2 separate regions of the Homo sapiens genome follow, and region 2 is linked to region 1. Evidence: chromatin contacts called from ENCODE Hi-C data. All regions are on one chromosome and are shown on one strand. Each heading gives the region's core, a stretch centred on a gene start or an enhancer-like site at or near the end of the contact. The rest is flanking DNA. Distances are from core to core; before and after follow the strand shown.

What was found. Hi-C counts contacts between places; a loop is a spot of excess contacts on that map. Pooled maps may share reads with other maps.
Region 2: a map of naive thymus-derived CD4-positive, alpha-beta T cell shows a loop between it and region 1 (32-fold over the local background). The contact joins the promoter of UBE3A here to the promoter of MKRN3 in region 1. A Hi-C loop is called at or near these places in 1 of 168 maps with a recorded cell type or tissue (naive thymus-derived CD4-positive, alpha-beta T cell), 2 of 37 single-sample maps with no recorded cell type and 6 of 50 pooled maps.

What each region holds. Positions count from the first base shown.
Region 1 is chr15:23,563,611-23,568,077 of GRCh38, reverse strand. It overlaps MKRN3 (makorin ring finger protein 3), which reads right to left and starts at 2,404. Exons shown (of 1, transcript NM_005664.4): 1 at 34-2,404. The coding sequence starts at 2,295. The coding sequence ends at 772.
Region 2 is chr15:25,436,188-25,441,275 of GRCh38, reverse strand. It overlaps UBE3A (ubiquitin protein ligase E3A), which reads left to right and starts at 2,252. Exons shown (of 13, transcript NM_130839.5): 1 at 2,252-2,787. RefSeq lists enhancers at 1,245-2,190, 2,191-3,136 and silencers at 1,988-2,327, 2,688-3,107.

The sequences.
Region 1 (4,467 bases), core at 1,155-3,654:
TATTCACACAACTCACATCCACACAACAGCCAATCCTGTTAGGCTTTGACCTTCAGCTTTCAGCTCTGTATTTACTTTATTACATAAACATAAATATTATATTGTGATGTATATTCTTTTATATATTTTTTTCAAATACATAACTCTTATACATATATATTTTTATATATATAATTCTTAAATATATATTTCCAAATATAAATTATTTCATGTCAAGCTAAACAGGATAAAAACATGTAAACATATACACTTGGTTTTGGTCAAGTAAAACACAAAATCACAAGTTCATCACAGTTTAACAAGTGCACTTGAAGGGGAAGGAGGGAAAGAACAAACTGTAAACAAACAGATGAGCAGCTGCAAAGCCCTGCAAGGGTCCATTTGTTAAGGCTATTATAGCACAAAGCTACTAGTTCAATTAAAACTTCTCCTTTCACTCTGCCACATTTACTCTTGAGGGTCTTCAAAATAAGTGTGGAAATTCAGTAAACACTACACTAGAACTGAGTTAATCCTGTTGACAACAGAGATGACAAAAAAAAGCCATAAGCTGACATTAATATTAATTTCACCAAAACAGTAACTTTAAGGACTTATTTTTTAACACAGATAATCACCATAATCCTAGGGGGAAAGATATGCAGAATAGACAAGAAAACAGAAGCACTGCCTCAACAGCCCCTGAAAGCAGTAAGAGTGTCAACACAGGGAAAACAGGCAATAGCAGACGACAGAACCTCAGCAGACTAGACCACATGCCACAGCACGATGCTACAGAATCAAATTGAAATATTCTTCCAGCTCATAATGAAGCAAGTCCCACTGGTCCTCAGAGAAGGGTAACTCATCTCTCAGTGAAAGAAACCGCTTAAACAACAGACTGGCCAGCCGAAGCACGACAAGCTCCTTCTTAATGCTTTTATAGAGCATGTTGCCCTCTCCCATTCGCACAGGCTCCACAAGTTGATGCCAGTATGCGCTGAATGACCCACCACCTGGCCCAGGAGGCTCATCTCCCCAGCCCTCAGGGTATTCATGCTTGTAAAAGCATGTGTCTCCAAATGGGCAGTTACCCCTGCCTTCCGCAAAATACCTGCAGGCCTTGTTGCTCATTGCCTCCTTGTATTGCTGAATAAGTTTCTGCTTCTCTTCCTCCTCCTCCACCCAGAACTCACTGGGAATGACCAATTCAGAGGTGACCCTGCACTGTGGGCAAGACTTGACGATCCTGTTCTCAAACTGTCTGGCACTTCTCCACCTGCGGATACACCTAATACAGAAGGAATGGTTGCAATTGGAAAGAATGCCAAAGCGGCGGTCATTGGGGTTGGCCTTCTCATAGACAACCTCCATGCAGATGCCACACACCTTGTCCATACCACGCTGCACAGCAAACGAGAGTTCCATATCTTTCTCGTGTGCTTCAATGCAGGCCCTCATATGTTCTTCCCTCTGGGCAGCATCCATGGGGTGCAAGGTCTGCAGCCCACACATGTCGCATATGTCTCCATGGAGGTACATACAGCTCTCCCCACGAAAGCAAACTCCCCTGGAAGCATAATAGCAAAACCGCAACCCACTGCCCACAGCCATCTGCTTCCTCTCAGTCTCTGAGCTCTGTAGAGGAGCCTCGGGGGCAGATGCAACCCAGCGGCCCCGGTAGGGCTGCCCTGGAACAAACTCAATGGCATCCGCCCAGCTTTCTACACCTGCTCCTCCAGCAGCTCCACGGTCTGCATTGTCTCTCTCGGCTTCAAAGAAACCCCTTTCAGCAGCCGAGCCAATCACAGGCAAGGAAAGGGAGGATGCAGCCGGGGGGGCTTCCGCCACTTCCTGAGTCGGGGGCTCGATGTGCGCAGCCGTGCTAGGGCCTCCACCTGCAGAGGCCCCAGGCGGCGAAACGCCACCCTCAGTGGCCATCTTCCGACCAGAAAGGTCGTGCGAATAGCGACAGTTCTCCCCCTCCTTGCACTGCCCATGTATATAATACCTGCAGATGATCTGCTTTGTCCAAATGCCGCTGCTTCGGCTTGGCAACGGACTGGGCCAGGCTCCTCCTCCTGAGGCTGGGGCAGGCCTCAGGCCTCCTCTGCGGAGGTGGGCAGGGACTGGAGCTACAGGGAAGGGGGCCCAGCCCCTTGCCGCATGTGGCAGGGCTGAATCTGGAGCAGCAGATTCCCCGGAGGGCTCACAGACGGGAAGGTCCGGCCCAGACACACCCTCCCTTGCTGCCTCAGCACCTGCCTGGGCCCCGGCTGCCTCGTGGGCTTCTGAGGGAGCTGCAGGCTCTTCCATGGCTGCTTTGGCACCCCGAAATGGTGCCAGAACCTCTCCGGTATTTTTTCTTTATGGGCTTGAGGCCCGGAATGGCGGCCGCGCTCGGAGGCTTCTCTGGGGGAAGTGTGCATCTCTTTTTCCTTCCCCCCTGCTTTTGGGTCCCTCTGACTGTGTGTTCCTACCTACTTCCGGGCACAGGCAGCATGGCGGACACTTCCTGTGGGGGCAACGTACGTGCTCTGCCTGGTTTTTACCGCAATTTTCCAATCTGACATATTTTTTCGTTCACACAGGCGGGGACCAACCCAGCCCCTTTTGTCTGCCTTCTGCCTCTGCTTCGCTGTGTTCCGGCAGTCCCTAAGTCCCTTCTCACACGATTTCCTCAGGAGAATGAGGTTTTACTTTAATCTCTTCTGGTTTCGGTCATGCACGCTTCGTTGTATTTTCGTATCTGTCTGCCTTAAAAAAAATATAATCCTATAGATTCTGAAACATTTCATCCATGAATTATATAAATTCTTTTTTTATTCACTCCATCTTATGTCTGTGGTTTTTTTCTTTTAATGCCCGATCGCGGCAGGAAGCTTTTTTCAATTCGTTCGGTTGACAAGGCGCCGTTTCTTTTGGTCTTTGTTTTCTGGGATTTCTGAGGGCTTACACTGGATACGCTTTTCACCAGCAAGGCATTAGCAGAGAGCACTTCTGATCCGAGGCTAAGTTAGCACCTTTCAGATGTCTTTCTTTATTGTGATTACTATGCTCATTTTCCCACTGTGTTAGAAGCGCCAGACTTCAACCAGTCCTGATGCTGGCCTAATAAGACACTGTCCCCTGCATGACCCAGGCTTTTATTTTCTCTACTGGTTTAATTCATGGCAGCCCTTTGTTTCCCTTCCTTTCTTTCAACCCCATCTGTGCTGTGTTGTGGCAGGACAGCCTTTCATAACATATCCTGTGCCATATTATCCACAAAGGAATGGTCTTTAATTTCCATGTATGAGCGTTTTGTCATTTTTGCAGATAAATGTAGTAGATTAATCATTTTTTTGTATTCCTACTTTGCTGAGAGTACGTATCATGACTGCATACTGAATTCTGTTATGTAGTTTTATACATTTTTTGAGACAATTTTGTTTTTCCCTTTATTCTCTTAATGTGATTATTTGCAGCTATGAGTTTCAAATATTTAACTAACCAATTTGTTTCTAATAAGAAGCCCTTCTGTCATGATATATCATTTTATATATTATTGGATTTTTTTTCTATAAGTTTCTTTGAGGAAATTTTGTTGCCTAAATCTGTAAAGTGGAAACATATCTGAATATTTATAATCACCCAAGTCAACAAATTAAATTATAATTAAGTAGGTAAAAGCAATGAAAGCAGAATGAAGCAAATAATAAGGGCAAGAAAAGCAATGAAGAAAAACAAATATTAAATAAGGGAAATAAATTAAGTAAAATCCCTTAAACTGCTTATTGAAGCCAGATAATTTCTGGTGAAATTTATCAAGGAAAAATGAAGAAGGCTCTAATACCCAAGATCAGTAATTTCAAATATGTTATCACTACATTAATAACAGACATTAAAAATCATTAGAGAATATCAGGAACAAAGTTAGGAGATAAAACTTGAAAAGTTACATGAAATAGTCATATTGGTGGAAACATCTATTAGTAAAAATGACAGGAGCAGAAATACATGTGAATATGGATCTGTTAAATTACATCTGTAATTTAGATAATTATCTAAATAAAGGTCTCTAAAACTTTCTCTCTGAAATAAATCTAAAGGCAAAAAAAATCTGTATTTATTATTGCAAGTCCTAGCTAGTGTAATAGCAAAGAAATAAAAGATGTTATAACTGGAAAGAAATTATTGATGGAATGCAACAGAAAATTGAGAATAATTTACAGATAAGCTATTAGATTTAATAGGTACATTTAGCAAGGACACTGGACAGGAGTCCAATATATGAAAATCATTTTTATTTCTCTATCATCAATAACATTTGAAGTAAACATTTAAAATTAATAACATTCATAACAACATTAAAAGTTAGCTAACCTAGGAATTAAACTAATTAAGGTTATACAATAAAATTAAAAACATTTTAGCTTCAGAAGACCTAAATAAATTGTGGGATACTTTATATATAGTCTTTATAGTCGGTCAGTAGAAGGCTCAATG
Region 2 (5,088 bases), core at 1,003-3,502, 1.9 Mb before region 1:
AGTTCTGGGTAAACATTAGCTCAAAGTTTGCTCAAGGCATTGATGCAGATGCTTATAAAATTAAATTGCTCTTTTTACTGTATACCTGAAATGAGAAAATTATTAGAAACTACTGGGTCTCATTTGGACTAGAAAAGTCTGAAGAAATCACTGTTCACTTAGTAGATACAAAGTTGTTTTTCTGGGAAAAACACACCTAAAAAAAAAAAAACACATGGGTCTGATATGGGAGAATTTTTTTATTTTTCATATAAACAGGTGTATAGGGAAGTGGAACACTGCTAGTATCTTAAGGATTCCTGAAAGTATTTATGTTGGTAAGTTTGATGAGCAAACATTTCTAAATTTGAAAATGGATAAAACAAAAAGCACAGTGAAATCTTGAAAGAATTCTAATACTAATGTCACACATAAGAATACAGATTTAAAATTAATGAACTAAAACGGATATACGTAATTTCTCCAGGAGGAATTAAGATCCTCCTTGATCTCAGTAAAGCAATGAATAGTCATTCTGACATCTAGCTAAAAGCAGACTTATTTCCCTTCGGTCTTTAATCTTTTTGGAACTCAGGGATTTCCGCCACACTTTGATACACCAGGCCATTATAAAATTACACTTAATTTATTGTCAATTTCTACTTAAAAGGAAGAATACCTATAAGTATCTCCATATGCTAGATATAGTAGAAATGGTATGCTTTAATTAGTCCAACAATAAAGTCCTTAAAGATTTACATTCTTTGTTGCCTATTTTGAAAACTTGCGAAGATAAATTTTTTTAAAGATTATAATTCTTACTAGTCCTTTCCATGAAATATAACAGCAAATAGTTTCCAAATGTGGATGTGTAATGAGAGGAAATGAAAAGTGAGTAAAGAGCTGAGTTAAAACATCTTAAAATCGAATATGGCTTAATACTATCATTATCATCAGTTGTCCTGGAATAACTTAAATTCTTCTAGCTTATTGTTGGTTTTTCAATGGTTGGTTATAGTTGTGAGGCGGATACACACACACACCCACACACTTGGCTATACAAAAAAGATGTTCCGAGACTGACAGTTAAAAATTACACTGCTGGCCGAGCACTGTGGCTCATGCCTGTAGTCCCAAAACTTTGGGAGGCCGAGGTGGGAGGATCACTTGAGGCCAGGAGCTCGAGACCAGCCTGGGCCTAACATAGCAAGACACCATTTCTAAGTTTAAAAATAAAAATAAATTTAAAAAAGATACACTGCTATGTACGACTGTTGATATAAAAAATCTGAATACTAGACATGGGTACTCATCTAGTACTTCAAGGGCTTATCAACAAAGTTGCAAGTTGTAACACTATGAATTGTTAGTGATACTCTTTTGGCTTTGCTAGCAAGTGTTGTAAAGCTATACACACACACACACACACACACACACATACACACACACACCTTTTAAAATGGTGACCCTGGTACCAAATATGACTTTAAATGGATTTAATTTTAATGGCTTTAACTACGTTCAGCTGTCATATGGATCAAAATTAGCCTCTATCCAGCTGGGGTCAACCAGGGAGCCACTTTTCTTAACCGACGACCTACTGAACGTCAACAACTGCAGGAGACGGGACTTTACCTTCGTCTCTGGTAAACTAGTTGACACATCCTGTGTTGGCAAGAGGCCTAAGTAGATGACCTTGGTCCTCTAAAATCTGGCCTGCACTCTCGGGGCACCCCTGCAACATCTACAAAGGCAGCTCCAGATAGAAAAGGGTTGGGGTCGAAAAGCCAATAACGGCAGGCACCTGCCCCGCCTCGGGGCTGGGGGGCTATTCCAGCGGCTTCAGCTAACTTTCAGAGCCATTCGTTTCCCAACAAAGTCTGAGGCGTTCCTCTGCTGGGTACACCAAGGGGCTCTGCAACCCTCCTGGGGGGGGGGGTGCCCAGAGGGCTTCCGGAAGTCCCAGGTTTATTCTTTCGGGTCACAGACAGCAGAAACTAAAAAGAGGGATTACCCTTTCTGTCCAGTCGCAAGATGGCGACCGAGCCTGGTGGGACTCCGAGGGGCCGCAGGCCACCTCCTCTTCCCAATGGCCCGTGCGCCGGCGGCGACGGCAAGCGGGAGGGAGGCGGGGCCGGCGAAGGAAGGAGGGGCGGAGCGCGGCGCCCTCCCGCGCGTCTTGGCCCCGCCCCACGTCCCCGCGTCCCGGCCTGGAGCCCTCGCCCGGCCGGGCGGCGCGCGCTGCCTGCCGGGATACTCGGCCCGCCCAGCCAGTCCTCCCGTCTTGCGCCGCGGCCGCGAGATCCGTGTGTCTCCCAAGATGGTGGCGCTGGGCTCGGGGTGACTACAGGAGACGACGGGGCCTTTTCCCTTCGCCAGGACCCGACACACCAGGCTTCGCTCGCTCGCGCACCCCTCCGCCGCGTAGCCATCCGCCAGCGCGGGCGCCCGCCATCCGCCGCCTACTTACGCTTCACCTCTGCCGACCCGGCGCGCTCGGCTGCGGGCGGCGGCGCCTCCTTCGGCTCCTCCTCGGAATAGCTCGCGGCCTGTAGCCCCTGGCAGGAGGGCCCCTCAGCCCCCCGGTGTGGACAGGCAGCGGCGGCTGGCGACGAACGCCGGGATTTCGGCGGCCCCGGCGCTCCCTTTCCCGGCCTCGTTTTCCGGATAAGGAAGCGCGGGTCCCGCATGAGCCCCGGCGGTGGCGGCAGCGAAAGAGAACGAGGCGGTGGCGGGCGGAGGCGGCGGGCGAGGGCGACTACGACCAGTGAGGCGGCCGCCGCAGCCCAGGCGCGGGGGCGACGACAGGTCAGTGTTGCCGCGGCCTGCGCCAGGCGGCGCTGGCTCCCCTCCGTCACTCGGCCGGCCTTCGGGGCCCGCTGTGGCGAGGTCGACACCCCCCTTCCCCGCCCCCCGCCGCCGAGGCGAGTGTTTGGGGGCGCGTGGTCCGAAGGGGCTGGTGCCAGAAGTAGGCCCCTGGTGGCCGCGGCTGCTGCAGCCGTAACTGTCAGTCCTGGCTGAGCGACGGCGGGAGGGTTTTGTCGCCCGAGGGGACGCGAGCGGGCCCGGGGCGGGGCGGGACGTGCGAGGCGTCGAGATTTGGGCCTCCTAGGAGCCAGGCTCTTCGAGCCAGCCGGGGCCCCAGACAGGGAAGGGCAGGCCCTTTCCTTCAAAGGGGAGCCCTTTCTCGGCGTTTTCAAGGTTTTTGGCTCTCTTGGGGAAGACATATTTAGCCGTGTGCTTGGTGGGTTGGGGTTTTGGGGGTGGATTGATGGGAAGGGAGGGCGGATGAAGTGGTATGTCAAGCCCAAGGGTTGTGCGCACAGGTTACTCTGTGTTACCGGCCACCAGGATTTCTGAAGTTGAACGTGAGTTATTGGCTTTGCCAGAGACTGCTGTGTTATATGCAGACCTGTATGCAAGCAGTTGGCCTTTTTTCCCCCCCCTTTTCAGTGTAGAAAATGAAAAGGATGCTTTCCTCATCTTGGTGGTAAAGGCTTTTGTTGGTAAAGGTAGAATTGAATGTACCAAATGCCTTAGTCCGTAAAATTTTAGAAATAATTTTAATACAGACACTGGTGAAGCTTGGCAACCTTGAAAGAGAATTTAGCGTCTACATTTTTTAAATGACTTTTTATGGATATGCTAAATTAGTAACAGTCCAAAATCTGTTTGAGATTATTAAGTGGCGAGGGTGCTGTTGAAAATGTAAACTAATAGCATATGGGGTTTACAGTGCACAGTTAACCTCAATCATGAAGAAATGTGGATATGACCCGTAATTTTGGATCATTTTACTGCCTGCAATATTGAGAGAAGCAGCAAATTATTACAGTTTTTTTTGGGAGACGACCTAAAGTTTAAGAAATACAACTGTTGAAAGTTACCTGTCAGAGACACAAAGGTACCCAATCAATCTTGTTGAATAAATTGGACAAGTGGGATAAGGTGTTTGTCTCACACTTCTGATCAATAAGTACTCTTACTTAAGAAGTGATTTGGTAAATCATGTAAAATTTAGAATTTAGGAGAGATAAGAAAGTTGTAACTTGGTGTGTATAGTGGAAATAGCTTTGAAATTAGATCCTGTTTTTAAATCCAAGCTACTTACCACATTTTTAGTGAAATGAATACATTATTAATGATGCTACTGATAAGCCCTAAGGATGACCAGAAGCCCTTTTAAGAAACACTAATACAGTTGACCAAAAAATAAAAAAGGAAATAGCTTCAAGAAATAATTTTCAATCTTTGTGTATTTATAATATACACAGGAGAAATAAAAGAACAGAATATGAAGAGGTAACTTATAATCTTTACAAAATTAGAATGTAAACTATGCTAGTCTTACTGTGTCAATATTTATTAACCTGCATTAGTTTGCTAAGTAGTATGCTCACTATCCTCTGGACATTGCCCCTGTCCCTGAGGAGCTTAACTTTATACAGAGATACAAAATACTGTGTTTTGATTTCCTTTCAGAGGATTTATAAGCTACTTATGTTTTATCTGTCCTAAATTCTGCCCTTTTTTTTCCCATGGCTGAAAAAATAACTTCCTAAGAAAGGTACATACTAGTCAGAGGTGTGGGGAAAACGTGTTCTCATCCCACTTGTGCAGTCCATTTAACAGGATTTATTGGGTACCTACAGTGTCTTTGACATGTAACATTTAATCAGTTGTATTTCTTAAACTTTAGATAATTTCTATTTCGATCATTTCTATTTCAATCTCCTCCCTCTCCCCTCCAAAAAAATTTACTGTGTAAACTGTGATAATACACTGTTTCTCTCAGTGTCAGTCAGTGGAATGATCCAGATTTATAGGTCATAGCAAAATTTTTCATCCCAAGCTCTTGAAATGATGTTTCCAAATGTCCATTTTCTTAAATGACTGCTAGTTATGTTCTCCAATCATGTTACACATATTTTGTTTAGACTTATAATTGTGTAGGTCTAAATGTAGAAACATTACATTATGTACATATGCAGCTGCTGAAAGAAAATTAGTTTTCTAATTTTTAGATCGGGGTGAAGACAAACTTTTAGAAGTGATCTTTCGGTAAAATACTGGATGAAGTCTTAGGTGCTCTTTTTATGTTGGTTCAGG